4 separate regions of the Mus musculus genome follow, and all the other regions are linked to region 2. The links are chromatin loops, found by intact Hi-C in ENCODE. Cell type or tissue: gastrocnemius. All regions are shown on one strand. Links, peaks and the distances in the headings refer to the core of each region. The heading gives the core; the rest is flanking DNA.

Region 1 (7,705 bases), core at 2,104-4,603, 100 kb after region 2:
AACCACCCAGAACTCCAGTTTCAGGGGATGGAAACCCTCTTCCGACCTCCATAGCACCCCACACACATACACACACATAAATAAGAATTGCTTTTAAAAATACAGACCTAGCCAGTAAAGAGGCAGTGCTGAGGAACAAAGCACTGACAGAAACTTCAGACGCCGGCGTCTGCCTGCTCCTGAAGGCAGACTTCCTATATTAGCCAGTAATTCCCTTTCGTAAAGAAGCTCTTGGCTTGGTAGGAAGTCTCTATTTAATAAGCCATTGAAAAATGAACAGGGTGTAGTGGCACACACCTGCAATGCCCCAGCACTTTTGGTAGTAGAGACAGGAGAATCCAGAGTTCAAGGTCAGGGCAGAGGAGATGACTCTGGGTGAAGCTGTTGCCTTGGAAACAAGGATCCTGAGAATCTGACTTTGAAGAATACTTCCCCCAACGAGGGGCCCGAGAGAAGAAAGATTACATCCCTAACTGGGAATACTGTGAGAAATGTGTAGCACAGGGAGCAGACGGAAGTCTAACCAGCAGTGATGTAGACAGCTGACATTCCGCACTGAGCCCCAGTGCTGCAGACAGCAACCAGGAGTGGACTGAAGAGGTTAGAATGTCTCCATGCTGTGGTTACAGCAAAATAAAGCTACATCTGTTCAAAAGCTACGGGTGAAGAATATAGAAAATGTGGAAGCACGTGACACTGGTGGGGAATCGATGGAGGGTCTCCACGTGGAGGTGAGGAAGGGGCTTTCCCACCTGGCAGTTACACTTCATGGCAAGCGGGCATACACAGTACAGAGGAGCAGGAAGACACACACTCGGGAGAAACTGAGTCTCTAAGCTATGCAGATAGAAGAGATTGGTGCTTTCATGTTTCTGACCATGTTTTTATAATGAGCATAAGTTACCTGACCAAAAAATTTCATGCATACATAAAGATGCCAAACATCACTGCCAAAAACTCAAGCAGCTACTGTCCCCCTTTTGGATGGGAAAATGTCACAGGCTGCTCTGTTGGCAGGGAAGCCTGGCTTCAGCTGTCCCAGTGGGACAGTGAAGGGACGAGGTAACACATGAGGTCCGTTTTCCTCAATCTTGGACCCCACCCAATCTCAACTAGTTATTGGTTCATGGTATTTCCTGTCTGCTTAGGAACCTGGGTGCTTTGGCAAAGGGAGCCAACTAGAGTCTTCTTTGGGACTTACATATGTGGTTGCTAGGTAGAACATCTCTGAGCAGGTGGTAACCATGTGAACTGCCGCAAGTTCTCAGGGCTGAAGGGATGGCTCGGCAGTTAGGAGCATATACTTACTGTTCTTGCAGAGGACCCGACTGCAGTTCCCAGCACTCATGTCGGGGTGGCTCCCAACCATCTGTAACTCCAGCCCCAGGGCATCCAGTGCCCTGTTTTGCCTTTCTTGAGTATCTGCACCCTTGGGCACATTACCATACATAGACACACACATACATATAATAAAAAATAAAAACCTTAAAAAAAATAAAACTTTGTACCATGTTGTGGTGGTGCACACTTTTCATTCCAGCTTAGCAGGCAGAGGCAGGCGAGTCTCTGTGAGTTCGAGGCCAGCCTAGTCTACAGAGTGAGTTCCAGGACAGCCAGAACTACACAATGAAACCCTGTATTGAAAAGCAAAAAATAAAAAACAAAAATAAACTTTAAAAAACTTTGCTTAAGGGGGCTGGAGAGATGGCTCAGTAGTTAAGAGCACCGACTGCTCTTCCAGAGGTCCTGAGTTCAGTTCCCAGCAACCACATGGTGGCTCACAACCATCTGTAATGTGATCCGACACCCTCTTCTGGTGTGTGTGAAGACAGCTACAGGGTACTCATAATAAATAAATAAATCTTTTTAAAAAATGCTTAAGCTATTTTGATTCTGTATATGAAAGAGTCCAGGCAAATTCATTATGGCAACAATAGTGATCATTATTGCTGACCCAGTACATACCATGTATTAATATCACCACATGCAATGGACTGTTCTAACCTTGTTCAGGGTACTGAGTGATTTAACTACCAAATGGCCACCTAGATTGTCAGAGAACTGCTGGAGCCAGAGACACTAGGCATGGAGGTCAGCAGGGAGGAAGGGGGCTTGAGATGAGGGTGGGCCCAGGGGGAGTTCTCTTCAGAGAGAGAGGATGCAGGCCTCAAGGACCAGCCATTAAAATGGGAAGAAGAGGGAGAGTGAGATGGATCCCTGGGTAAAGACACTTGTCACTATGCCTAGCTCCCTGGGACCCACATGATAGAAAGAGAATGGACTCTCAGAGGTTGTCTTCTGACAGCCACGCAAAACACCACAACATATGCACGCCCACAATATGGACACACACATGTACACGTGCACAAACACAGATAAGTTCAGTTGAAAAGAAATATGTACAGCAAAGGACCAGTTATTTTTTTTATGACACATTTAATATGCTCACATAAGAAATACCAAAGAATGAAGGTTGACTTCTCTGGAGTTGGGACATGGTGCTGAGCATAATTAGTAGCATGAACATAGCATTAGTAGCATTTAATTTTGCTGGGAGTGGCTTCTTTTATGAAACACGGGGGTTATACATCATTATCTACAAGGCAAGTGTGAAACCTAAATTACAGATCCAAATTTGCTTATTTTATAAAAGAAGGGAAGAGAAATGAGATTTTACTTGGTGTGTAATGGGATCCGCGTGAGACAGAAATGGAGACAGGAAGGACCTGTGAGCATGCCACTGCTATACCAGATTTGTCCCCTTAGCTGTCCAGTTATTATTTTTAAAAGGGAGAGAAAGACAGGCCGGGCAGGGAGTCTGCAAGCCTGCGCAGAAAGCCCTGAGCTATGAACGCCCACGGAGGGCAGGGAGTTAGATGGTTACAGGTCCAGGAGGGGTACGGTGACACATGCTTGTGATCCTGGCAATGGGACACTGAGACAGGAAATTCAAGGCTTCGCGGCCACCTGGAGCTACAGAGCAAGGCACTGTCCCAAACACAGGTAAGAAAGGGGACCAGCCTTCCCAGGAAGGCTGGGCGGGCTCCCCCACCCCCACCCCCGTGCCAGAAGCTTCTGGAATTTTGATTCATGGTACAGCTCCTTCTGGCCAGGCTCCACGCAGCCCCAACTCTTTCATAGTGAAGTCCACCTACCACATCCTTGAAGGTCACCAAGTGTGCAACGATGGAGAAGATAAACCAGTATCTAACCAGCAGCACATCGGAAGAGTCTTTCCCCGCTGCTTTTCTGCCCTCTGCTGGGAGGCCTATAGAAGGTACTTTTTTTTTTTTTTTTTTCTATTTCTTTTTCTTCTTTTCCTTTTGGAAATGGCCTCACAATATAGCCGTGGCTGGCTAGATTCAAAGTGATCTTCCTGCCTCTGCCCTTCAGCACTGGCATTAAAGGTGTGCACCACCATGCCTGGCTCTACCTCTTCTTGGCACTCACTGTCTGGAAACTCTCACAGTCGCTACGTGAATGGGTGAGGTGCTAATCCACCCTTAGCTGAGCTGTGGAGCATTGCACACGACAGCTGCATGACACACACATGCTATCAAGCCTCTGTCGGTGTGCAAGATACACGAGGAAGTCCAGTGTTCCCCAGGATCCAGTCTCTGATGCCACCCCAAGATCCTGCCCCAGGGATGAGGCTCAGGGATGAACACAAATATCCTACTCCACTTACTGGGTGACATGAAGTCTGCTAGACTTTGTCCTGAGGTCTCATCTCAGAGCATGCTGCCCCTGCCCTCCCAACTCCCCACAGTTCCCAGCAGTAAAAGTTCCCCCTCACTGTGGCTCTTCCCTAAGGAGTGGAGGGTAAAAGAATCTCACAGCATACATGGAAGACAGTATTCACTGGGGTGGGGGGGTCACCTCGGCCAAGGGAGCCCAAACTCACTTGTATTGGTTCTAAAGCTGACCTGGTGTACAGGGTCTGGAGTATTCACAGACTCGCTGTACATAACTTGAGATTACTTTGAAATGCAGGTCCTCCTTTCCTTCGCCTTCCAAGTGCAAGAATTACATGCTTGCGCCAGACACCCTATTTACACAGAGAAGGCACTGGGCCCAGAGTTTCCTGCATGCTATGGTGCACTCTACCATCCAGCCCCAGAGTGAGTTTCCTGCATGCTATGGTGCACTCTACCATCCAGCCCCAGAGTGAGTTTCCTGCATGCTATGGTGCACTCTACTATCCAGCCCCAGAGTGAGTTTCCTGCATGCTATGGTGCACTCTACCATCCAGCCCCAGAGTTTCCTGCATGCTATGGTGCACTCTACCATCCAGCCTTTTTGTGGGTTCTGGGAGTGGAACTCAGATCCTCAAGCTTGCAAGGCAAGGACTCCACTGACTGAGCCATTTCCCTAGCCTGACCTTGAACCGACCTTTCTTAGCCAACTCCCATGCGCTGCGATTCCAGGTGGACACCAGCTCTCTCAGCTTATTCCAGGCTGGGGATAGAACCTAGAGTTTTGTGCATGGGAGGCGATCTTTCTATCAATAATACATTTTATTGGGATAAATGTAAGGGTGTTTGGGGTTTCCCTCTTTTCTTTTCTTTTCTTTTTTCTTTTTTCTTTTCTTTTCTCTTCTCTTCTCTTCTCTTCTTTTCTTTTGTTTTTTTTCTTTTCTTTTCTTTCTTCTTCCCTTCTGCAATTTTCCCACTGAACTCTGCCATTACCCTTACTTCATGGGAATTTCCCAGGGACATGAACAATGGATAATTAAATTGTGCTGAAATTATAACGTGATGAGGACTTCTAGGGAACACAGTCTGGGAAGGGGAGACAGACAGTTATTAAAGAATTACACCATGGCAATTATCACAGCTTTGGTGCAGACATCCCAGGGGGATTCCTGTGGGAACCCAGGGAGGCAGCTGACAACTTCCCTGGGCTGGGTGAGAGTGAGAGAAGGCTGGCAGCCAGAGAATCTAAGGGGCTTTTACAGCCTGGCTAGGCAAGGTATGCATGCCTGCAATCTCAGCACACAGCAGGCTCAGGCAGGGGGATGGCTGAGAGTTGGAGGCCAGTGTCAATTACATAGTGATTTTGAAGTCAGCCTAGGCTTTATAGTGAGCTCCAGGCTAGTGTGTGTTACAAAGTGAGTTCCAGACCAGCCTAGCCTAAAGTACTGGACTCTACAAAACCAGGCATTAGAGATCCAATGCAGAAGTTAAGGGCACTGTACCGCTGGTGAAGAGGACTCCAAGTTCAAATCCTAGTACCCACACTGGTCGGCTCACAACTCTAAACCTTCAACACCACAGGGTCTGTCACAGTCTTCTGACCTTTGAAGACACCTGCTCCCTGGTTGGGATCAGAAGTCTAGCCCTGTTCTCTCTTTGGCTCAGCCATTGGCTGATCAGCTTTTATTGACAAGTCAGAGAATAAGTGGGGAGCAGTGTTTACACAACTTGCAGGCAGGAGAGTCTTAGGATAAGCATTACAAGGCCATGTACAAGGAAATCGGTGTTTGAATAATACAAGGATAACCTTGACACAGGGCACGATAACAATATGACTACAATACTGCACATATGGCCTGGTTCCAAGAGGCCAAGAAGGGAGAAAAATTTTTTTTTACAAAGCTGCAAAGCAAGGTCCGCAGTGATCTATTATGAATCTTAAACACAGACCCATCTCCCCTGATTTCGAATAATGTCGTTCTTCTCCCTTGGTTGACTGAAGTATTGTATTTGGCAGTACAAGGACTGCCAGTTTTCAATACTGCCGCCACCTCTCCTACGCTAATCTGTACAACTTCCTCCTTGACCATTTCCTGTTGTGCCATCCTTCTCTCTTTTTTTTTTCTTCTCTGTTCTAAGGGCTTCTATAGTAAACCATTCAAATCTCAGAGTCATGAGAACGGTGGGTTTTTGTTGTTTTATACCCATGCATAATGAGTACATAGGCCAAGGAGAACAGTCCAGCCCGCCCTGGGTGACACTAGACTGAACAGAACAGGCTGTCCGAGCAGTGTCTGGCCGTGCATTGCTCCATTTTGTAAAGTAGTTGGTTTGGCTTGAGTTACTCCATTTTCAGCACAACTGGCACAACACGTGCTTGTATCTAGAAGCAAATAGCTTCTATCTGTCAGCACAGGAGCCACCGGTTGTTTATCTAAGACAGTTAAGAAATCAATCCACACCGGGCTGTGTTGGCATGAGCCTTTAATTCCAGCATTCAGGAGGCAGAGGCAGGTGGATCTATAAGTTCGAGGCCAGCCTGGTCTACAGAGAGAGTTCCAGGACAGCCAGGGCTACACAGAAAAACCCCGTCTCCAAAAACAAACAGCCACTCAAAACAAACCAAAACCAAAACCAAACCACATCTGTAGCTAAGTTGGTAGAGTGCTTGTCTGGCTCACAGAAAGCCGTGGGTTCGATACCAGCACTGCATAAACTGGGTGTGGGGTGCATGCTTGTCGTCCCAGCACTTGGGAAGTGGAGGAAGGAAGGAAGATCAGGCGTTCAAGGTTATCCTCTACTACATATTGAGTTTGAAGAGAGACTGGGCTACAGAAGACCCTTCTCAGCAAAGAAACTCATGAAAGTTATGAACCCCAAGCCTAAGATGCTGCCAAGCTCCTGGAGTAACTCAAGACAGTCAGAGTGGCAGCCAGTCAGGAGATGACAAGGCGGGGGACATTGGTTCCCATGTTTCTGCAGTCTATCTGTTGTCAAGGAGACCCAGTGACGCCCCCCCCCCCCCAGCTTGAAACTCCCACCTACCGCCACCGTCCTGCGGGACGCATGCGCAGGCTGCAGTCCGGACTTAGGTAGAAGCCCACGGTCCAGTCTACACGTTCAACTGGGACTCTGCAATGACAAGCTGGGCTGAAGCTTTAGCAAATTGGAAATTGGTGTTGGCACACACATGTTTTTCCAGCCTTTAAGAAAACTGCACGGGATGACGAACTCCACGGTCACAGACACTCGCGCAAGAGCGGAGACCTTTGGGAAAAAGTTTCCAGCGCCAAAAAGCCCTGAACTATGTCAACTCCTTCCCTCAACCTTTTCTTGTTTGCTTGTTTTGTTTTGTTTTTTGTTTTTTTGTTTTTGTTTTTTTGTTTTTTTGAGACAGGGTTTCTCTGTGTAGCCCTGGCTGTCCTGGAACTCACTCTGTAGACCAGGCTGGCCTTGAACTTTTAAAAAAAGATTATTTATTTATTTATTTATTTATTATATGTAAATACACTGTAGCTGTCTTCAGACACACCAGAAGAGGGCATCAGATCTCATTACAGATGGTTGTGAGCCACCATGTGGTTGCTGGGATTTGAACTCAGGACCTCCGGGAGGGCAGTCAGTGCTCTTACCCGCTGAGCCATCTCACCGGCCCCTCCCTCAGTTTCTTTTGCTTGCTTTCTCTTCTCTCCCTGCATGCTTGCCTCTCTCCCATCTCCTTATCTCCTTCTGTCTGTCCTTTTGTTTCTTTTGATTCCTTTTAAATGGTTTCATTTTATGCTTGTTGCTACTGTGCTCTTTTCTCCACTTATACAGTTCAAGATCTCATCCAGGGAACAATGCTCCCCATGGCCAGCAAATCCTCACACCACAGTGCTCCCTATGGCCAGCAAATCCTCACACCTCAGTTTATGCGCTCAAGATGTCTGTCGTACGAATGCCCAGAGGCCTACGTTACACGAGGTTCTAGATACTGGCAAGTTGACAGCACTAACCATCACATCCTGTCT
Region 2 (7,705 bases), core at 3,425-5,924:
ACTGACTCCTCCAATGGGCTCAGGAGGTCTTCCAGCTCCTTCTGCTGCGACAGGATAAAGTCCAGCTCCTGGTCCAGTCGCTTCTGATCCAGCTTCACCTTTTCCACCTCTCGGTGCAGGCTGGTGATCTTCTCCCCATTCTCAATCAGTGTGCGGTCCCAGGCATTGACCTGTGTGGCCTGCTGCAGGAAGTGCCGCTCCTGATCTTCCAGCTCCAGACTCCACTTGTTGATCAAGCTTTCCAGCTGTGCATAGGTCATCGCTGGACCTGTGGCAGTCCCAGCTGCTGTGCTGGAGGCAGGCAGAGCAGTAGCTGCTACACTGCTGGGGCCAGCTGACACCAGGGGTTTCAGACTTAAGGCAAAGCCAGTGGTTGTGGTAGAGGCGGCAGCGGCAGCAGCAGTGGTAGTAGTGGTGGTAGTGGTAGTGGTGGTGCTGGTGGTGGAGGCACCAGGAGCTGCTCCAGGGGCCTTGAGGCTGAAGCCCAAAGTCCCAGCACTAGGAGTTGCTGCAGTTGTCACCGGAGCTGGGAGGGAGAGCCCTGTAGCACTGGATGAGGCAGGAGCAGCAGCTATGGAAGCAAAGAGTGTAGACCCTGCACTGGTGGTGGCAGCAGTGGGTGCAGCAGCAGCTGGCTGTGTAGCTCCTGCTGTAGTAGTCACCAGAGTGGCTGGTGTGAAGGGAGAGCCAGACAGTGCTGTGGGCTGGGCAGAGCTACCCACAGAGCCAAGGCTGAAGCCAGAGGCTCCAGGCTGGGATGCACTGCCACTGGTGAATGAGAACCCAGTGGAGCCGGTGGACGGAGCAGAGGTGGTAGAAGAGCCAAAGACAAAGCCAGTGGGGGCTGTCCCCTGGTTGGAGGTGCTGCCACTTGAGATGGCATTGGTGAGGGTGCTGCTGCCAAGCCCAAAGCTGCCAGTGTTGGCCGTGGCTGGTGTGGCAGCTGCGTTACTCAGGCTGAGCTTTGGGGTGCTGATCCCCAGGGAGAAGCCTGTTCCTCCAGAAGCAGGTGTTGTTCCAAAGTTGAATCCTGGGGTCTGTGTGGTTGGGGTCTGTGTGGTGAGTGAGAAGAGGCTGGTGGAAGGGGTGGTCGCAGCTGGCTGGGAGGGAGTCCCAAAATTAAACCCTCCGGTGCCGGTGCCAGAAGCAGAGAAGGAAAAGCCAGTGGCAGGTGTGGTGGTCGCAGTCTTTGCGGTCCCAAATGTAAAGCCGCCAGCAGGAGCCCCGGTGCCTCCAAAGTTAAATCCACTCATGGTTGTGGAATCTTCAGGTGGCAGCTACTTCGACTCTGGGGCAAATCCGTCAGCGTCTGCAACCTTGGGGAGGTTTCTAGAGCAGAGGAAGTGACATGGTCAGATGGCAGTTTGGGACAGGCAAGCTCAGTGGTGTGGAGGGTAGTGGGGCTGGATGCAGAGCTGGCAGCAGCCCTGCTGTTTCCTTTGCTAACCTGACCAATTCCAGTAAACCAATGGGAGTTGAGTGCTCCTGGGCACGCGCAGCTCCGAGGCAGTTCACAAGAAGGCACTCTAATGAGATAGAACCAGGACAGAAGGTTGGGCATGAGAGCCCAGTGCTTAGGGATAAGTAGAGACCCAGGCCAGCTAATCAGATATTACTTGGGGTTTTCCTCTAGGTGAAAATCAGTAGTGGTTGGGAGGGACAAAGGGAAAAGAGACCAAGCACTCCATAAGCCAAGAGCAGCCATAGTCCATCCCATTAAGAACACTAGACTTCTAGAAGTTTTGACTGAAGCCACTCCAGGCAGAGATGTCCAGGTACTTTCCCCATAGCTTATATGGTGAGGAAGGTGACAGGGAGCACTGCATCATCTTCCCAGGACCACAAGCTAGCAGGTGGTGAGACAGGAGTAAGTTCAGTGGACCTGATGGAGTCACCGGGCACTTTCCCTATACTGGTGTGGAACAATGAGACCAAGATGCAAAGCTGACTAGCCCACACAGTACTCCATGTGGAAAGAGAATGTATCAGAATGTACCCTTCAGAGCAGTATAACCCTCTATTTGGACTTCTTGAGGTGATGGGGTGGGATGATGCATCCCTTCTGTGGGGTGCACTGCCGATAGGCTCATTCCATAGTGAAGAAGCAATACTGGTGGGCTTCCTCACTGTATACCCCCTGTGTATAGGTAGTCCTTGTGTCTTTTCAGTTATTATCTACATTATCTTTTGAGATGGAGTCATTCACTGGGACCTGTAACTCACCAACTAAGCTAGACAGGCTGGCTGACCAGAAAGCCCCGGGAACACACCGACTACACCTCTCCTGCATCAAGATTATGGCATTGGCCACTATGTCCAGATTTTTCATGTGCGTGCTGGGGACTTCATGCTTGTATGGTAAGTACTTTATTGACTAAGCTATCTCCCCAGCTACTGATATTCTATTCTTTGGCACAGGGTCTCAGTATGAAGCTCATGCAGGCTTCGTTCACCCTTGCAATCTTTTTTGTACCAATCTTTCAAACATAGGTATCACAACCACAGGTTGTCACACCCTCTCATGTCTGCTGTTCTGAGGCCTTAAGCTTGTGACAACCAGAAGAAATAAACACTGATATGGAATATAGCAGATATGACCCTGTCCTTCCTTCAATATTAACAAGAACGTTAGCCTCTCTGAGCTCAGCCCTTGCCCCAGCAAAGGGTGCTTGCTGAAATGAGGACATGATTTGGGGTACTCCCTGTCCCTTTGGCATTTTCAGGGTTAAGAAGGTGGTTTGCAGGGTAATGCCAATACTCAGCTGTGAATTTCCTAAGACCAGGGTGTGGCTAACCTCAGATTTACTATGAATTTAGTTTGTGTCCCCCGCTCAATGAGTCACTGGGCTGTGACGAGAGCCACACATCAGTAGTCCAGAGGCTTCTGGGCAGCAGGCTCTGTTCCACTGTGGGGACAACACCAAGTCCTGGCCCTAGATACCCTGGGAAAGATGAGTCTGTGGACAATACACAGAAGGGTGATGGGTCTTAGGAGGGAACAAAGTCAGATTCCATTTTCCTTCGCTGAAGGCAGCTAAGGCTTGCTCTGACCTCTGGCCTTGCCTTTCTTACTTATGTGAGTCTGCAAGCTCACAGCGCCTGTTTCCCAATGTCTTCTATGAAGAATCATCAATGGCCCAACCGAGAAGCCAAGTGCCTGGTGTCCTCCCTCTCCCCATACTGTGCCAGCCTCTTCAGACCTGTTTTCTCTGGCCACCTCCTTCCTGTGGTCTAGCAATGTTAAGCTTACAAGAACTTCAGGGGAAAATTATTTCAATCTCAAAAGGTCACAGTAGGTCCACTGAAGCCCTGTTCAGCACTCAGACAACTCTGGCATGATAGAGACTTCCTCACTGGTGAGCACTTTAACTGGATAAGTTAGCTGCTCAATCATCCAATCAGCTACACTTCATACCTCAATTTTTAGTACTCAGTGGAAAACTTTTGCTATTAATAAATTGGAGCTGAGAATTCTTAAAAAAAAAAAAAAATCAAGCTTCCATGATATCAAGGGATGTTGTGATGATACCCACTGTGGAAAGTCACCAACTCAGATGACAGTTGAGGACCTGTGGCAGTGCAGCTCTAGGCCATGAAACTATCCAGCCACCCAGAGTTGGGGACGGAGAGTCTGGAGATAAGAGTCCTGCCAAACACTGAGGAGACTATGCTGGCATAGCCACAACCACCATGCCAACAACCCAGACTTAAAAAAAAAAAAGTTCTCATCATATAGCCTAGAACTACATACACTGTACACTAGCTCAGAAGACTATCTGCCTGTCCCCTGCCTCTCCAGTGTACCACTACACTGTGGTGGCTCAGACTCTTTGCTGAAACAGCCACAGGGGACTGACAAGTAGGGAGCTAAATGCAGAAGAAGCTGGAGGCAAGGAGCTGGGAGTAAGGTTGGTGATGAACTAAGTCAGAAGCTTTAACTGAACTCTGGGACAGAGATAACCACAAGGCAGGATCTGATCCAGCAAATAAGTGATGACTCCCTAAGCCTGGGAGCTCTTCAGCTGTAGACCAGGTTAGCTATAGCCCTTCTATCTTCACCACAGGAGAGGCACCTAGGAGAGCCTATGGGTGAGAAAGCAGACAGTAACAGGCTTGCAACATGGCATGTGGGCTAGACATCCACACTGAGGCCACATGCCATGGACACAGGAGTCACCCAGGCTGTGATGTCCTTCCATCCATCTCTTGGTTAGTTTTCTCAGCCGCACCTTGCTCCTGCCTCCCTACTGCTGGGATTTCTGATGTGAGAGCCTGGACAGTAGTAGAAAGTCCTTCCTACTTCTTGATCATCCATGTGCCCTGGTCACAGCCAGCCTGCCAATACCTCAGCACTCTGTCACCACTGGACTACTTTTCACATCGAACACCACCCTGAGCTAGAGATGACTACAAGGCAGAGAATCACCAAGTGGCAGAGTGCAAACAAATTCCACTTGGACATCATCCACATAAAAGCTGAGCACCTGCTGTGGTACTAGCACTGCTGAGCTCAATAAAGCAACAGATATAACCAGCATATTTTAGGACACTGGGGAAAAACAAAGGTAGGGTGTGTCTTATGTGGCTAAAGGGCTTGACAGACATAAAATGGACTTAAGATGGAGATGGCTCTGGATGATCCACTTGGACCCAAGGCCCCTTTCTGGCTTGTGACCTCTTCTGTATCCTCACTGGTTTTGTCCCTAGTATACAGTCAACGGCCACCAGGTGGTGCTATGACAATGCAGAACCAGGGAAGGATTGGGTATCAGCTAGCTCTGAGGGAACCTTCTGGTGTGAGGTAGTTGTTTTAAGAACTCCACAAGATGAACATGGTAACACATGCTCGTAACTGCAGCACTCAGAAGGCTGAATAGGAGGTTCAAGGACTGTCAGCTACACGATGAACTTGAGACCAGCCTCACTATATGATCTGTCTTAAACAAAACAAAATAGGGCACTTGCTCTTCTGCTTTTGTGAGTGGGCTGCTAACCACGGAGACAAAATTAAAGTCTGTAGAAAAGGGGCTGCTGTAGGATGGAAGACCACCGGAGAGGCAAGAGGAAGAGAAGGCAGAGCAAGAAAGAAAGGGGGGAACCTGATTCCTGGGAAGCTCAGCCACACCCCAACCCCTCCCCCCCACAGTGCCACAGCAGCTTCTCTCATGGAAGAAACCCCTCTAGCTCTTAGGGAACAAATCAGGTCCACACTTCCTCCAGTGCAAAGCAAACAAGGTTGGTTTGAGTTCTGGAAGTGGGGAAGGAGAGCTACTACTTCCTTTGTTTCATCACTCCCTAGCAGCAGGCACATAGTGGTCACCATATTTCTTTGCCCCATATGTCAAAGGAAAGAATAGCTAAGAGAATCCAAAAGTGAATTGTATTAAAGAACTAAATAAATCCTGGTGGCATGTTTCTCCCTACCCACCTTAATGTTCTGGGTTCCTGAATGAAAGACACACACAACCTTTATATTTTGATTTGCTTTAATCAGCTTAATGGCTGGGCCACTTCCTAACCTCCATGTGGCTAATCCACTCCCCTACCACTCCTCGCTGATAACTCAATGACTTATCTGAAGTAAAATAGTAAGAGGAAGAAGACAACGTTTGAAGCAGGGATAGTCTCTCCCTTGGTAGAGGAAGGGCATGAGCCTTTCAAAGACACTGACTAAATCCTGCCCCTGTGTGTCTGATGACTGTACCTGCAGGTTCTCAGCCTTCTCCCTCCTACCTCCAGTGATTTCTTTACCTCAGAAATCAGCCCACAGCTAATTAGCAATTACATCCTTTCTTACTCCCTAGGGCCTCCACCAGCTCAGGTGACAAACAGGTAACACCTGCAAAAACCTAACCAGCTCATCTTCAACTGGGAGCCTACAGCACAGAGGGTTAAAGAAAGGGTTTTTGAGGTAGAGTCTTGCAGTGGGCTAGGATGATGAACTTGGCACAACATCCATGTAGCTCAAGTAGGGTTCTAAGATGTACGTACCTTTTTGAGACAGAATATTGCTACATGACACAGTGGCTCGAGCTAAAGTCACAAGCATTATATCCCCTCCAACAGAGTTGGGAAGCCAGTTGTTTCCAGGGGCATGTATGTGGAGGAAGCTACTCCCATGTTAGCTCCCAAGGACCAGCATCTGCACTCTTCTGCGTTAGTTATCAGCGTCTCAGATATATATCCTCACCCACCAGAGGAGGCGCCAGAACTTCCACACCCACTATACCAAAACAACATTAATAAACATGAGCTGCCATTCAGCACCCACCTCAGTAAGCAGAACATACCCGTGTGGCCGACAAAAACAGCAAGGCACAAGCTCAGCCTACAGCATTCAATGTTAAACGTGATAAAGGCATTGACCCACCAAGTCTGTCTCTTGCAATCAAAGTACTTCAGACCTCAGATGCCACCCAGTAGGGAAGGTTTTCCCAAGCAAAATAAACCAACTCCTCCAGCTAACTACCTGTTCTTTAGTGCCAACAGAGGCAGACACAAGTGAATTACACAGGACAATACACCAGACAACATCAAGCTCTGCTTATGATAGTACCAGAAGCCCCAGGAGGTAGTGTCAGGCTTCCCCAAGAGATTGTTAGGGAAGGGTCCAGGGAATCTACTAGAGGCCCATTGTTAAGGACATATGGAGAAGCTACCTACTCAGGGTGGGAAGGGGTGGTGGCCTCAGGTCACAGTATCATTTTAAGAAAGGACTGCTCCTTGGGGAGGCTTATCACCACCATCGTCCAGAAAATCCAAGCTGGATCACAAAGAGGCTCCACTACACACCCATTAGGGTGGCCAGAGAAGAGATGAATTGGTGCTGTAGGGTGTGGCAGCCACTGGAAGTGCCTAGGCACTTTCCAGGCAGCAAATCTGGAAGTGCCTAGAAGTCAGTTTCTTTCAATGAAGAGCCCAGACCCCAGTACCCCACCCCAGAACGGTAACACCAGCCCAAATAGGATAAAAACATCCCAACCAATGACCATCAGTTCATCAAAAACAATGAAGGGCCAAACAAACATCCATCCATGGACTGTCAGTCAGCCTCAAAAAGATAAGGAAGGGGGGCTGGTGAGATGGCTCAGTGGGTAAGAGCACCCGACTGCTCTTCCGAAGGTCAGGAGTTCAAATCCCAGCAACCACATGGTGGCTCACAACCATCTGTAACAAGATCTGACTCCCTCTTCTGGAGTGTCTGAAGACAGCTACAGTGTACTTACATTAATAAAATAAATAAATAAATAAAAAAAAAAAAAAAAAAAAGATAAGGAAGCCTGTCTTAGTGATATACACATGTAATTCCAGCACTTAGGAGGCAGGAGGATCAAAAAGTCTGAGGCCAGCTTCTTTCTTTCTTTCTTCCTTCCTTCCTTCCTTTCTTTTTTTTTTTCCCCCAAGACAGGGTTTCTCTATAGCCCTGGCTGTCCTGGAACTCACTCTGTAGACCAGGCTGGCCTCGAACTTAGAAATCCACCTGCCTCTGCCTCCCAAGTGCCACCACTGCCCGGCTTAAGACCCTGTTTCGAAATAAGTAAGTGGGGCTGGAGAGATGGCTCAGCGGTTAAGAGCTGTGACTGCTCTTCCAGAGGACCTGAGTTCAATTCTCAGCAACCACATGGCAGCTCACAACCATTTATAATATGACCTGGTGCCCTCTTCTGGCCTTCAGGCTTATACGCAGAGAGAACATGGTATACAA
Region 3 (7,705 bases), core at 2,734-5,233, 80 kb after region 2:
TGTGAAGGCCAATCCCTAATTCCCTAGAACTAGGGTTACAGGCAGTCATGAACTGGGAACCAACTTGAGTCCTCCGGAAGACAGTAAGCACTCAAATATTGAACCAACTCTCCAGTCCTTAGGCAGGGCTGGATTCTTTTTTTAAAGACAGTGTTTCATGTAGCTTAGGCCGACCTTGAACTTTTGATCCCCCAGCATTTGAAACTTACCCAAGCGTACATCCAGCTTTAATTAAACTGAGGTGCCCATTACTATGTAGTCCATCCTGGGCTGTCCTGGAATTCACTATTCTCAAAAATCCTCCTGACTCAGCCTCCCAAGTGCTAGAACATTGCTGAGTTTAGAGCTACTCCTAGGGGAGGTGGCAGTTCGGGTATATAATACAATAAGTGTCTGTTGCACAGATCCTTGCATACAGTAAGTGCTCGGATCTTGAGTGTTGAGGTCTCCTGTCTAAGGCTGCACATTCAGTTCCGACTACTGATACTCAAGTCGGCTTTTATTATGCACCCATTTGTTTAGTTCATTTATCCTACGTATGACCATCAGCTTGCTACCATCTATGCTCCTGTTGCAGGAACGCAGCACAGCAGAGTACCAAAGGCTAAATTCCACAGGTGTGGGACTAACACTTCCCTAAGTAGCAGAGACTGGACCGGGCCCCACAATCCCAAAGAAACCAGTGACGAGGTACCCGTGGAGGCGGAGGCGGAGTGTCTGACATTCCTCACAGGCTCCGCCCAACACCTTCCCAGCAAAACAGAGGAAGTGGGTGCTCCCCCCACTCCCGCCCCCGAACCCCAGCCTTGGTCGGCCTCCGCCTTCCTCAGGCAGTGACGTCACAGGCTGCCGGGCGAGCGGCTCCTCATCACTGTACTTGTGAAAAAGCCGTGGGCGCCGGGGTTTCTCACGGCCCGGACTCTCACTCCGATCCGGAGCAGAAACTTGGACTCACCTTTACAGTTGCCCCGCAGAAACTTCCGGGGAGGGAGGGTGAAGGAGGGGCTGCGCGCGCATCCCCCACCGGCCGTGCGACAGCAGCGAGCAGACGCGGCCTATTTCCTCTAATACAGGGCATCCGGACAAGCTGTGCCCTGCTGGAAACTCCATTTCCCAGAAGCCTGAGCGACACGCCTGATTAGTCCATCCCCCTAATTGCTCACCGTTATTCGGCCTTCTCTGGGGCGGGCTTTTCCTTCTACTGCGCATGTCTGACGTCAATCTTGATGAAATACGTGACAGCCACCAATCAAAGGTCCTGTTGTCATTTTTAAACTCTCCTTGCTTCTGTGCTCTCTCTGTAATCTCAGTTTTGCCTTCAAACTGTATCTATGGCAACCCGCTGTCACCTCCAAATGGAATTTTCGGGGTGTAGAAGGTGAAAGTAGTCCTATAACAGGGTAGTGGGCCATCCAACCTTGGTGTCACTTAGCCATGAATCTGTTTCCTCTCTACTTCCTAGAGGGCTCAGTGGGTGGAGACCACAGGTGGTGGGTCCTGGAATTTGGCGCGGAGTTACCTGGGTGGGATAAATTTGAGGAGAAGTTTCTGGAACCGGAACTTCCTCGGAGGAATTTCCCCCTGTACTCTGAGGGAGCCCTCCTCATGAGGAGTTGGGTTTTCTTGGGATCCTGGAAAGCATATGTTCTTTGGGTTGCCAGCCATGCTGAGGTACGGAGACACGGAGCCATGCCGAGGTACGGAGACTAAGCCCAGGCGCCCATGGCCTTAGTCCTCTGTGGCCGGGGTGGGAGGCCCTGACAGAATGCTGAACCCTTGAGTGCTCACAGCCGGGCGTAGGCCCGGCTCTTAAGCGGGGGTTTCCTCTCGCGACCAATACCTACAATAATGGCCCAGAGACATCTATTGCTTCAGTTTCGGGGTATCAAACCCCCTCTTGGGCTTCTAAAGGCACTTAGGTGTACACACATAGCACTTTGAAGCAGTCATAAACAAATTTAAAAGGAAAGATTATTTGTATCTATTATTTGAGCATCTCAAATATATACTGTTATGTTCTATTTAAAAAGCCAGGGAAGCCAGGGATATGTTTGGTAGGGCGAGGTATGGTGCTGGGGAAGGGGGTGCCTCTGCGGGCCCATGCTGAGGCATCCCTTCCCCTTGAGGTACCAACCACAGTGGGTATAGTGTAGAATAGAGTTTATTTAGGGCATGGGGAGGGGAGTTGAGAGGTAGTAGAGACAGAGAAAGGTAGGGAGAGGGAGTAGAGGCCGGCCATGAACACGTGTAGAGAGAGGGGAATAGGGCAAGAAGGGACAGAGAAGGAAGAGAGTGTGGGGACTGAGGGGCAAGCAGCCCCTTTTATAGTGAGTCAGGCATACCTGGCTTTTGCCAGGTAACTGTGGAGTGGAGTGTAGAAGAAATGCTAACATTCCTTTGTTTTGGTTTAATTTTAAAAAAGGAAAAATTAGAAAGAGGCAACGGTGAAGCAAAAAATAGGGTCATCATGATCTTTAGCTAACTTTCTGTTGTTATTGGGGCAGTGTGTCTCTGGGAAACCTAAGAAGATGGGGGTGGGGATGTTGGTGAAGTCTTAGGAGAATTGGCTGTGTCCTTGCTGCTCAGGGTCTGTGGAACCAACTGTGGATAGATCAGAAGGAGCAGGTCCAGTAGAAGTATCTGTGGCTGTAAGAGAAAATTGGAGCATCTATGGGTTGTTTCTCTGGAGCTGTCTTATGTGTAGATTTTGAGTAAACGCTTGGATTTGGCAAGATGCTGAAACACACACACACACACACAGGAGGTAGAGAATAAAGTTAAGTACGTTTGGGAGAAAAAAAATTAGGTCTTTGGGGTAAGAGGAGTCCCAATCCCAGGAACAGGAGAGCAATCTCACCCTCTGGAATAGGTAGCCAGTGAGAACGTAGGCTATTGCTTGGCAGGTGTACTTACCTGGATGGAGACTATTTAGTCCATAAGAAGTAGATTGGAGTGGGTTTCCTGTAGTTTGTAAGTTTATAAAAGAGATAAATTTGTTAACAGCATGAATAGTCTTTAAGATGAGCTTAAGGAGGACAAAAACTTTTCATGGAGCAGAAGGAGCAAGAAGGGATTTTTTTTTTCTGTCTAGGATACTGAATGTGTACGTACATATATTTCTACATATGTATATATATATATATATATATATATATATATATATATGTATATATATATATTTACATATGTATATATATAGTAAAATGAGAAACAACCTTAAGTCCATTGTTAAAAGACAACCAAGGAAACTTGTATTTGAACTTGTGAATATGAAAGTGGATCATATAGTGGAATGTCTTTTATTAGGGTTAGGCTGGTTTACAAGAACTCCACTGGTTAATGTTAGGACAATGGCATAGCAAGGAGAGGAAATCTGAAGCGTTTAGTCACTGGAGAGCGAGTTTAGATAAGGAAGTAGCAGAAGGTTACACCTGTGAAAGGTTACATAGGAACTTGTGTATCGTTATCATGAAGTCTGCGAGCAAGGCAGACCTGTCTGACTTTGGTAAGAGATCTGGTAGTCTTAGCTAGTTAACAAATTGACTAATGAGCTAATATAGTTGTGGATTACCTTAGAGTAAGGAGTTAAGTCTGTTTTCTAGCCATCAAGCTTAGCTGTCAAATCTGGGAAGAATAAATTATAATCTAGGTGTCATGTATTAATTAAAATGACAGAGGTTGGTCTATAGTCCAAAAAGTTTCCAGGTCCCTGTGGTCTCCATGGCAACTTGGGCAGAGTCGGTCTGTCAGGCCCAGAAGATGAAAAACTTTTTCCTGCAGAGTAAATACGTTTGAAATGAGAAATGACCAACCTTGACTTAAGCATTATAAGACATTTGACTCTCAGGGTATCTTGTTTGTCCACAGTATAGACCAGGCCCTGGCAGGGGACAAGGCAATGGATTGGTGCTTCTCAGTGGTTGTCATATCACAATCCAGCAGTCTTGTCACTGTGTCCATTATCTTCTCGGAGACCTTGGGGAGTCACTATTAGGCTTTGGAAGTCTCTGTCTGTCATAAACTTAAACGTTATTATATTTAGCAGATTTCTGTATTTAAGGCAGTGATCTTTAACCTTTTACTGTTTAGAAATCTCAGCCTTAGCGCCATCTTCCTTGAAACTATTGCGCCATGAGTGGCAGAAAAAGCAAAGCGCTAGAGAGGAAAGATGAGGCAGCAGTTCAAGTATCTTAGAACAGCAGAGACAGGCATCCAGATGAATCTGAGCGGAACAGTGCAGCTCGCTTGGCGGCCTGTGGTGGCCGCTGTGGCCGAGCAAAGTCCCTGCAAGAAGGGCGGGATGGATGGCTGTGGGAAGGCGGAGCGGTTGCGGCAAGTGAGTGGGGCGGGGGCGAGAGCTAGGGCCTGAAGAGGTGTTCTAGTCTAGCGACTCTGCTCAGGCCGTGCAAAAGAGCTTGCACACGTGCCACGAAGCACTGAATAGCGGAGCTGACTTGAGGCAGGGGGTAAGAGAGAGCTGAGGATAATTAGGCAGCCGATGTGGGGCAGCTCAGCAGAGCAGAGAGTGTGAGAGTGAGATGTGGGCGGGGTGCAGGTGGGCACTTTTCTCGGGGCTGGGAACTGGTAGTAAGAGAATGCGGGAGGAGGGAAATTGCCTATGGATCTCTAGCGAGAGCTTTTTTCACAGTGCCAGTTAAGGGGCTATGCAGAGATACTGCTGCTTAATGAATACAGAGACCAAGTTTGGCCTGTGAATTAGACCGGGAGGCATCCAGGGATGCGGTGCTAACACAAGCAGGCATCCAAGTCTTAGTTTACCGGGTCATCATGTGGAAGCTAGTGGTTGAGTGGGCCCCGGGCCCACGGGAGAACAGTTTACCTATGTTTAGGATTTTTTTTTTCAGCAGCGACAAAAAACTGCTTCCAAGACAGAGAGAGGGTTACCCAAGGATTAGAGGTCCTATAACAAAGGGCCCGCGAGAAGACTAGTCATAAAGACTGAATGTCTTTGTCCTCAAGGACACGACAGGGTGGCTGCGAGCTCAACAGCTCTCTCTTGGGACAGACAGATGTTTACACGTACCAGTGGGGGGAGGAAGCTCCCAGTTCTCCGAAGGTTGGGTAGATTGGTCTAGTGAGCGATCCGGTGGTTGCCCATGTGGCAGTGGGAGATGTGAACCTCTGAGTTTCTAAATCCGAGTCTCGGGCACCAATGCTGTGATTTATAAAAAAGAAAGGGAAGCCAGGGATATGTTTGGTAGGGTGAGGTATGGTGTGGGGGGAGGGGGTGCCTCTGTGGGCCCATGCTGAGGCTCCCTTCCCCATGAGTTACCAGCCACAAGGCAGGTACAGTATAGAATAGAGTTTATTTAGGGCATGGGGAGAGGAATTGAGGGGGTAGTAGAGACAGAGAAAGAGAGAGAGAGTAGAGAGTAAGTAGATGAGTAGAGGCCCACCCATAGAGATAGGGGCAGGGGAATGGGGGAGAATGGACAAACAGTAAGAGTGAGGAGGGGGTAAGCAGCCCCTTTTATAGTGAGTCAGACACACTTGGCTGTTGCCAGGTAACTATGGGGTGGAGCCTAAAAGAAATGTTGACATATACAATGTATCTTGTTCATATCCACCTCTCACTTTCCACTACCAAAAGGTGTGGCCCAGTATGGCCCCAAACTGGCTATTTGGCCTTTACCTATTCAGCATGACCAGTGTAGTTTATGTATATAACCCAGGCAGATCCTCCCATGTGCAAATTTATCTTAACATCTAGTTTATAATACCCAGTACAATGTACATGCTATGCAAATAACTATTATACTAAAAATAGTAGCACCTGTATATGTTGGAAACATACAGAATTTATGTTTTCTTTTATGTACATTGGTGATTTGACTACATGTATGTCTGTGTGAGGGTGTCAGGAGTCCCTGGAACCAGAGTTACGGACAGTTGTAAGCTGCCATGTGGGTGATGGGAGTTGAACCCCAGGTCCTCTGGAATAGCAGCCAGTGTTCTTAACTACTGAGCCTCCAGCCTCGAAAGATAACAGGATTTTTAAAAACCATAAAAACCATTTTTTAAATGAGTTTGACTGGATCTGTGAATGGAGAACCCATAAACATACATTGTTTTTGTTACTGTGGGTCATGGCTTAAGGAAAATATAGGTAGTGTAGAAACAGCAGTTGTCCAGGTAGAATGAAGAGATTAATTCACCTGCTCTAAATTCTACAGGATATAATCAAAACTCCCAGCAACATTGTTTGAACCCATTCATCTAGATACTGCTTCTGCCAATAATTTTTTACTTTTTTTCAATTTGGGTTTTTGTTTTTTGAAATTGATTTGTATGAGTGTTTTGTTTGCGCATATGTATGTGTACCAAATGTATGCCTAACACCCACAAAGGTCAGAAGAGGGCATTCAATTTCCTAGATGGATGTGAGGCACCCCATGGGTGCTGGAAACCAAATCCCAGTCCTCTGAAAGAGCCACAGTGTTCTTAACCAATAAGATGTCTTTCTAGCCTGGTCTTTGATAGATTTGGTGACAAAGATAGAGGCCAGATTAGATCAGATTAAAAGTAGGTAAAGCTAGGTTTATTAGGAGAAAGCTCTTGAGTGGGTTCACAGATCTCACAGGTAGAGGTCAGTGAAGTCACATATCCAGGTTAAAGCAATGGGGGTTTATAGAGCTTAGACCATGTGCCAGCTTGGAGCTGGGATTGTGTTCATATATGGCCAAAATGGGTGGGCACTTATTGGTGGGTTAGTAGAAACAGGGGTGGGGGTTGGGGTGGTGGGCAAGGGGTGATGATGTGTTAGCCCAGAGTTTTCTCTGAAGGATGGGAGAGTTTTCTCTTGTAGGCAGGGTTGAGGGAAGGAGGGCAGATGGGGTCTCAGCTTGTGCTGGGAATGAGCAGGGGTTCCAGCCTGTCTTGAATTTAGGTCTGCCCGCCTTACTTCTCAAGTGCATTAGGGTGAATGTCCAACCCACCTTTTCATTGTTAAAACACAGTCTTGTTATGTATTCCTGGGTGGTTTTAACCTAGAAGTCTTTCTGCCTCAGTTTCCTAGAGTTGGGAAGGTGTGAGACCCCGACTTAGAGCATTTCTCCCTGGAAGGTAAAGCCCCTGGCTGTTCCCCAAGCTTGTTTTCCCTGATCTCTAAAAATACAGCCAGAAAGAAGCTCTTTGTTCTCTATAGCCAGCAAAAAGCCTTTTTGTTTCTGAGCCTTACAGCCAGAAATGTGATAACTGTAATTTTACCATGGACACTGGGCAGAGAAGAACTCTCCTCCCAACTCCTCCCAATTCCTCCGCTAGGGGTTAAAAGCCCCCTACTGTTACTACTCAGGGTCGAACTCCCCTGCCCTGCACAGCCTGAGGAGTTCATCCTCAGCAAGCTGATAATAAAACCTCTTGCAGTTTGCATCAGGTGTGGTTGTCTCTCGGGTCATTGGGGTGCTGGCCAGCTCATCCCGGGACTTGAGCAGAGGCCCAACATCGGGGGTCTTACATAGGCATGAACTACGATGGTTAGCTTTGCCCTGTACATCAGCACTGTGCTGCTGCTGCCTGGACAGGAAGCAGGATTGAAGGGTCTGAGGAGCGCTTCCTTGCCAGATCCCAGGATATATACGTGTGTGTGTGTGTGTGTGTGTGTGTGTGTGTGTGTGTGTGTGTGTAATGGTTGTGAGGTTGGTTTGCAGGTTCTGAAGCTTGATGGAATTTTAGGGATGGGATA
Region 4 (7,705 bases), core at 2,452-4,951, 170 kb after region 2:
TTTGCCCTGGGGTGGTTGAGAAACATAAGATCTCCCACTCTCCACACCCTCGCCATCCCCAGAACAGAGTCGTTGTGCCCAGTCCTGCCATCCCTATGATGTGTGGGAAGAGCGCAGTAGCAGAGCTGCGCAGCTCTGGGCTCCTGTCGTGTCCCAAGCCCTGCTTTTTTTATTTTTTTTAAAGATTTATTTATTATATGTAAGTTCACTGTAGCTGTCCTCAGACACTCCAGAAGAGGGAGTCAGATCTCCTTACGGATGGTTGTGAGCCACCATGTGGTTGCTGGGATTTGAACTCAGGACCTTCGGAAGAGCAGTCAGTGCTCTTAACCGCTGAGCCATCTCTCCAGCCCAAGCTCTGCTTTCTACCCTCTGCTTCCAGCTGCCTTCTGGCTTTCGCTCCTGCCTGCGGCATCTGCTCTGTTCCTGCACCCCTGTTCCTCCTGGCCCTATGGTGGCTCTGCCTTGTTGTGGCCTCTCGCAATTCCATGCTTCCAGTTGACCTTACTGTGTGCTGTTGCGCCTGCAAGCTGCCTTCTGTTGCGGTCCCTGCCGGCTCGGAGGCTATGCCAGAGGTTGTGCCCTCTCTTGTCTCCTCATTTTTTTTTCTTTTTAAGATTTATTTATTTTATATATGTGAGTACTATTGTTGTCTTCAGACACATCAGAACAGGGCATCCGATCCCATTACAGATGGTTGTGAGCCATCATGTGGTTGCTGGAATTGAACTCAGGGCCTCTGGAAGAGCAGTCAGTGTTCTCAACTGTTGAGCCATATCTCTAGCCCTCCTCTCTTTTTTAGACAAGACCTTGCTATGTAGCCCAGACTAGTCTGGAACTCCCAGCACCCTACTACCTCAGGCTCCTAAGTGCTAGAATAATAGCAAGCGAGCCACCGTGTCTGACTTTGTAGCTCCTTATTCCTCTTCCTTCTGCCCACAGCTTTTATTTATTTATTTATTATTAATATTATTATTATTATTTTGGTTTTTTGAGACAGGGTATAGCCCTCTGTATAGCCCTGGCTGTCCTGGAACTCACTTTGTAGACCAGGCTGGCCTCAAACCCAGAAATCCGCCTGCCTCTGCATCCCAAGTGCTGGGATTAAAGGCATGAGCCACCACTGCCCGGCTGTCCACAGCTTTTTATGTCCCTCCTGACTCCTATGTTGGTCCCCTGACACCCTGGTTCCAACTCTGTGGCTTCTGGCAGCATGTGTGTCTCCAGGTGCTGGCTCTGCCATCTTCTCCAGCACCTTCTCCAGCCTGCCTGCTCCAGGCCCACCCAGCCCAGCCCTCAGTGACAGACCTCAGGTACTGTCATGACACAGCTGACCCTAGCACTCCCTCTGTCCACAGCTGACCTCCTTCTGGAGCCCTGTTCCCATTATCGCTTCCTGACCAATGGGCCCTCATCGTCCCCGGGCCAGGAGCGTGAGTTATTCCAGGAGACCCTGGAGTCCCTGCGTGTGCTGGGCCTCCTCCCAGAAGAGATCACTGGTGAGTGAGCCTGGGCCACTCCTACCTGGGAATGGGGTTGTCTTTGAGAGTGAGTGTTTGAGTGTGAGTGTGCAAGTGTGTGTGAGCTGTGCCCATGAATGTGTTGCAGTGTGAGTGCAAGTATGTGCGTGTAAGAGTGTGAGTGAGTGTGTGTGTCAGGAGATGGCTTGTAGATGCTTTGTTGGTTCTGAGGATTAAACTCAGGCCATCTTGTATGTGTACATAAGCACAATTACTGACTGAGCCATCTTTTCGTCTTCAATTGAACTGATCCACCTCCCAGCCTACTGTCTAAGTATTTCTTGATACTGCTGTATATAAAAGGCTGGAGCTCTTCTGGGGAGGAGGTGGGCAGATCTCCCCTCCTCACCTCACGGACACTACAGACGTGAGATCAACCAGCCACATAAGTGATAGGAACCTGGTCAGAGTATGGGGAGTGGGGGTGGGTGCAGTGCAGGGAACCAGAGGGGTTGGAGTTGGAGTACAGCTCCACACAGGAGGCCAGACGAGGGTACCTGGGAGAAAAGGTGCTTGGATAGAGGCCTGGGGTGAGGACAGTAGGAAGAGCATTCTGGGGTGGCTGTGCAAAGGCCCTGGGGCAGGGGAAGTGTGTGTTGGAGAACTTGACGCTTCAGGAGTGAGTTGGGTCTTCTTTGAACTTCATTTGACATTTTATATTGCGATAGTAAGAAGAGCTCTTGGGGACAAACAGGACAGGAAGTGATGGCTTAACAGTGACGTGTGTCAGGTTGGCAAGGGCTGGCGTGTTCTGGTCAGTTTCTATTATCAACCCAGGAAGAGGGATGTCAGCTGAAGTCTTGTGTGTCAGATTGGCCTGTGTGCATGTCTGTAGGGGATCGTCTTGTTGATAATTAATGTCGGAGGACCCAGTCCATTGTGGGTGGTGCCACTCCTAGGTAGGTGTTTCGAGCTGGAGAGCAAAGCATTAAGCAGCATTTATCTATGGTTTTTGTTCCTTTTCCTGTTTGAGTTTCTGCCCTCACCTCAGTGATGAACTGAGCCCTGGAAGTGTGTGCCAAGTAAACCCTTTCTCCCGCTAAGGTGCTTTTGGTTAGAAGGTCTCACCACAGCAGCAGAAAGCAAAGTAGATCAGAAACTGAGACAGGGCCACTTGCTGCCCATAAACTCCCTATGTCACCAAGGATCACTTGAATTCCTAATTCTCCTGCCTCCGTTCCTACCTCCTGAGTGCTGGCGTGACAGGTGTGCACCATGCCTGGTTTATGTGGTGTTGGGGATGGAACCTAGAACCTCACGCATTGCTAGTCAGGTTCTCCACCAACTGAACTACATTTACAATCCTTTCGATTATGATGATGGTGATGGTGATGATTTTGTTTGTTTTAGAAAGAGTCTCATACTGGAGCCCAGACTGGCCAGGATCTGGCTGTGTAGCTAAGGAAAGCCCCAAGCTTATAGCAGTTTTCCTTTCTCAGCCTCCAGAGTATGACGATGGCAAGCACTGGCCCCTTTACCCAGCTGGACCACAGCATCTTTTGAGAGGTTTTGGTATCTTCCTTTTTGGGTGCACTGGGCTCTCAGACAGAGACCTCTAGGTGTATGTGCATCAGCTGGGCTCCACCTCACAATTTGATTCTCCTCGGGAGCTCATGTTGCCTTCAGGGCTCAATCTAGAGTGCTGAGCACCTCAATGTACCTCAGTGTACCCACTCATGGCCACACCTACAGCCATGGCTAGATTTCTTAACTATGGTTTTGTAATTCCCCGGACTGCTAGTCTTTCCCACCAGGCAACTAGCAATACAGAACCTGGCCATGATCATCAGCCCAGCCTCTTGATACCAGATGGCCCATGGTACCCTCCTATTGGGAGCCTGTGTGTACCGGGTTCAGTACTCAATTTTCAGAGTTTGAATGTGCTTTCAGCCTGATTTTTGGGCCACCACAACTTCAGCTACACTAACACCTTCCAGAGAGGACCATGTGTGGTCATCTTCATCCCAAGACTCCAGAGCCTGGCTCTAGACTTTCAGTGTCCACCCATACACATTTAACTTAACTCATTAATTTATTTTGGTGCTGAGATGTGACTGATGGGCAGGTGCACTATCACTGAGCAGCGAACTCAGCCCTTCACTGGGAGATTCCAAGCATACCCTAAAACAGCCATACCCTAACACACCTTGGTTGGTTTTGGCTGCAGAGGACCTACCTCGCCACCATCCACAAGGTGGCGCCAGTTCTCCACTTCTTAGCTCTGGGCTTGCGTGCCCTCCATCTAAGAAGTTTTGTATATTTTTGTTGGAGTGGCAGGCAGATGGGATCATGTGACAGCCTCCTTGTGCTCCACTTGTATGGTCTAGAGCCCAACATCTTTGCATAGACTCTGTTTCATATCAAAGATGAGACAAAAGGTCAGGAAGTCTTGCCTGGGTCCCATCTCCCCTCAGGAGATGGCAGAGAGGTGGTGGACCCCATAACCCTCAGCCAGAAATGCAGATGGACGTGCCCGAAGGCAGCCTGGGGCAGACAGCATTTGGGACCCAACAAGAGAGGACCTCTGTGTGTCTGTCACCTCACTTTGTATCTTTCTCTGCTAACCCTTGGTACTGTGAATGCCAGGCTGGGAAGCTGAACAGTTAGCAGGCACAGGGAACCTGAGAGTCTCTCCTATGAGTAAGAATCTTGAACTCATGAGCCAGGCGTGGTGGCGTGCACCTTTAATACCAGCACTCAGGAGGCAGAGGCAGGCGGATTTCTGAGTTCGAGGCCAGCCTGGTCTACAAAGTGAGTTCCAGGACAGCCCCAGCTATACAGAGAAACCCTGTCTCGAAAAAACAAAAACAAAAAAACCAACCAAACAAACAAACAAAACAAACAAACAAACAAAAAAAAAAGAATCTTGAACTCATGACAGTCCTCTTGCCTCAGCCTTCCAATTTTTGGAACTACAGATATGAACCACTGTACTCAGCTGCATTTCATTTTGGAGGCGGCCCCTGGAGTTGATCACAGGGTCAACTCAGGGTCAGAGTGACCACACACTGACTATAAATTATTCTGTTGTATTTATTTTTACCCACAATGGATGGGGCAACCACAAAGACCCACAGCTGCGCTTCCGCCACAGAGGTGAACTCAGGCCCCGTTTTCTGCAGACCTGGCTGTCACCCCCAGGTTAGCTGAGCTTGGTGCCCAACCCTGCTCCGCCTGATCCCAATGGCACCCCATTTTTGCCAGTTGTACAGACGGATCTCCCAGCCTTGGTCCTGGGAGGCCCCCAGAGTGTCAGCTGCCTAACACAGGCCTTTCCAGCACTCATTGAGCAGCAGTGATCTCTGTCTCGCGCTCTTAGCACTCCAGGCCTCAGCTCCGGGACCCAGGATCTTGTCTGAAGTGGCTCCTGTCAGCTGCAGAGCTCTCAGCGTTCCTGAAACTCCTGTCTCTGCCCTACCCCTCACTCTAAGAGTGTCAAATGAGAGACCAGTGAGTCCAGCCCCTTCCCACTGCCCCCGCTGGGGAAGCTAAGGACCAGACTGAGACTCAGCAATTTTTTTTTTTTTTTTACGTCTTTGATTTATTTATCGTATTTGTATGGATGGTTTGCCTGCATGTGTGTGCCCAAGGATGCCAGTTCGCCTGGAATTGTGAGTCACCATGTGGGTAGTGAAATTTGAACCCTGGTCCCCTATAAGGGTGGCAGCCAGTCCTCTTAGCCACTGAGCCATCTCTCCAGCCTCCATTCAGCAAATTCTATCTCTGAATACCGGGCTTATGTTTAAATATCTGGGGTTTTTGTTGTTGTTGTTGTTGTTGTTTTCTTCTTTTCCACATTTATTTCTTTAGCACTAACATATGCATGCATATGTACTTGGAGGTGGGGACAGCTTTGGGAAGTTGTTTCTCTCCTTCTACACTGCAGGTGCTGGAAAATGAGCTCACGCACTCAGGCTTGGTGGCAAGCCCCTTCTCCAGCCGAACCATGTCACCTACCTTGGATTGCTTTTTGTTGTTGAGACAGAGTCTGTTGTCCAGGCTGGTCTTGAACAACAATCCTCCTGCTTCCATCTCCTGATTGCTGGGATGATAAGCGTGCACCGTCACAGTGACTGAGTGTGTACTTGTGCGAGGGTGCTTGTGCGTGTGCACACAAGTGTGATCCCAGTTCCTCTTGCTGTGCTGTGTGCAGGTCTTTACATGTTCCCGTTTACTGTGTGGCTGACAGGAAAGCTCGCATAACTTCAGCTGGAACCCTACCTCTGCCAGCTTATGGAATGAGTGATCCTGAGTTTGTGAGTTACCTGCCTCAGTTTCTCCATCTGTCACCTTGGGATCATAGGTAGCTGGGTCCACCTCCTGGAGCTGTAGCTGAAGGTCAGGTGCTTGGATTGGATGTGGTACAGGGAAAAGAAAAATACTCTGTGTCTGTTGACTGCGTAAACATCGGAGACGGAGCGGCCGGGGTGGGAACAGTGCACGCGGTGTTGCTCCTTAACGGTGCCATGGAGACAACAGACACAAACACAGCTGCCACAGCCTGTCGTTGACCCCTGCGCTCAGAGGACAGAATGTCTCAAGTTTTGGTAGAACTCTGAGTTAAACCAGCTGCAGGGGCTGAGAGATGGCTCAGCCCTTAGGATCACTGGCTGCCCTTTCAGAAGGCTCAGGTTTGATACCCAGCATCCACATGGTGGCTCACAACCATCTGTAACTCCAGTCCCAGGGGCTCTGCCTCTGTGGGAATTGTGTGCACATGATGCACAGATAATCTATACAACATAAATTAAAAATAAAGGAAAAAATAGCAACAGTTTCCCAGGTCACACAGTGTTTACCCCCCTCCACATAGAAAACACTCCCGTGATAAGTAGTGACACGGATGGTGATAGTCCCTAGACACAGGCTGAGCTGCTCCTCCACAGTGCCCCGGGTGTCCTCAAGGGGGCAGCACAACCTCTGTTCTTTAAGCCCCTGGCATTCTTTTTTTTTTGGTCTGTCTCACACAATAGGTAATAAGAAATCAAATTTAACAGTCTACACAGTGATCCAAAGTTCATAGTTGTAAGTAATCAACCTTAATTGCATGATTTACAACAGTTGAGGGTTTTTGCTTTCTATTTTCAAGTTTTACAAAAAGTGTTCGTGTGTGGGCACAGTAAAAGCGAGCGAAGAGACCGCAGACATTTGCATGTTAAAATCACCCAGGAGTCATTTCTTACCCTCTTTTTTGATTTTTTACCCCTTTGTTAGATGTAAAAATAACAAAAAAATTCTCTCAGGAAACAGAAACCACAATATTATAATACATCAACTTGGCAGCTGCCCCTGTATGTTATGAAAAAGTCATTTTTTTTCTCTACATGTACAAATTATCTTAATACTTGAAGTTTTACCCTTAGACTTATGGAATAGAAAATTTTCTGGAGCACAAAAGTTGACTTGAGGGGTGGAAAAAGGAGGCTTTTTATTTTTATTTTTTTAATGTTTTTAAAAGAATGAACATTTTTGCACCCAGAGAAAAAAATTGGTATATATATATATATATATATATATATATATATGTATGTATATATATGTGTATGTGTGTATGCATGTATATATGTGTGTGTGTGTGTGTGTGTGTATAATTTTATGTAACATTAACCCCTTTTGTCCTCTGGTTTTAGAAATGTTCTTTTTTTTAAAAAAATTCTTTCATAAAGTGAGGAAATAAGCAAAAACGTCAGCTATTAATATTACATATTTTCATTAATTAAAAAAAAATTAACAAACCCTATCGGAGGGGCAAGGCAGGAGCATATGGTTGGCTTCAGACCTCAGATGCCTCCCAGTGCGCACTTGAACCACACACACAAGGGGAAAAAGAGCTGGGGTAACCAGCCATAGCAAAAATATGTTCTTTTCTATCTGTCATCCCTCAGGTTCATCTGGCATGTTTGCTTTAAACCATAAATGGCTATTGCACAGTTCTTACATGTCCCAAGGAAAATAAATGGGTCTTTTAGGCTAAGAAAGATTTTTAAAAAATTGTTTTCAGTACAAAAAGTCTTGTTTAGAGAAAATAATCTTTTGCTCCCAAAATACTACAGGGTGTCGCTCGTGTGTGTTTAGTGTACTTGTGAGAGGTTTGAATTCAAGTCTGCATTATCGCTGCTCAGTCCCAGGGCCGTGGCGAGGCACTTGCCCCGCGGAGGTTTGCCGTGCCTGGATTGCTGGCGACC

What was found. Hi-C counts contacts between places; a loop is a spot of excess contacts. Peaks named below come from ENCODE experiments on the same cell type or tissue, not always from the same donor. Only the 100,000 strongest peaks of a DNase experiment are listed, where the experiment ranks them.
Region 1: a loop joins it to region 2, with 6 times the contacts of the local background. A loop is called at or near these places in 18 of 42 quality-filtered maps.
Region 3: it touches region 2 in a loop (3-fold over the local background); 19 of 42 quality-filtered maps call a loop at or near these places.
Region 4: it touches region 2 in a loop (2.0-fold over the local background); 6 of 42 quality-filtered maps call a loop at or near these places.

Annotation. Positions count from the first base shown.
Region 1 is chr7:44,720,032-44,727,736 of GRCm38, reverse strand. No RefSeq gene overlaps it. Among named protein-coding and RNA genes, the nearest start is that of Izumo2, 15 kb to the right of the region's middle. In gastrocnemius, for the core only: a CTCF peak has its summit at 3,248 (motif pointing left); no DNase peak of the experiment used is centred there.
Region 2 is chr7:44,822,111-44,829,815 of GRCm38, reverse strand. It overlaps Nup62 (nucleoporin 62), which reads right to left. Exons shown (of 2, transcript NM_053074.2): 2 at 1-1,329. The coding sequence starts at 1,253. The region is part of intron 1 of Il4i1b (interleukin 4 induced 1B); the gene reads right to left. Among named protein-coding and RNA genes, the nearest start is that of Il4i1b, 9.6 kb to the right of the region's middle. In gastrocnemius, for the core only: a CTCF peak has its summit at 4,717 (motif pointing right); a DNase peak (open chromatin) is centred at 4,730; H3K27ac peaks cover 505 bases.
Region 3 is chr7:44,741,902-44,749,606 of GRCm38, reverse strand. Zfp473 (zinc finger protein 473) reads left to right here and starts at 1,258. Exons shown (of 5, transcript NM_001289836.1): 1 at 1,258-1,697. It overlaps Vrk3 (vaccinia related kinase 3), which reads right to left and starts at 978. Exons shown (of 15, transcript NM_133945.1): 1 at 956-978. In gastrocnemius, for the core only: a CTCF peak has its summit at 4,253; a DNase peak (open chromatin) is centred at 4,302; H3K4me3 peaks cover 439 bases; H3K27ac peaks cover 394 bases.
Region 4 is chr7:44,646,225-44,653,929 of GRCm38, reverse strand. Myh14 (myosin, heavy polypeptide 14) reads left to right here. Exons shown (of 42, transcript NM_001271540.1): 10 at 1,359-1,499. It also overlaps the pseudogene Gm18256. Among named protein-coding and RNA genes, the nearest start is that of 2310016G11Rik, 18 kb to the left of the region's middle. In gastrocnemius, for the core only: a CTCF peak has its summit at 3,706 (motif pointing right); a DNase peak (open chromatin) is centred at 3,715.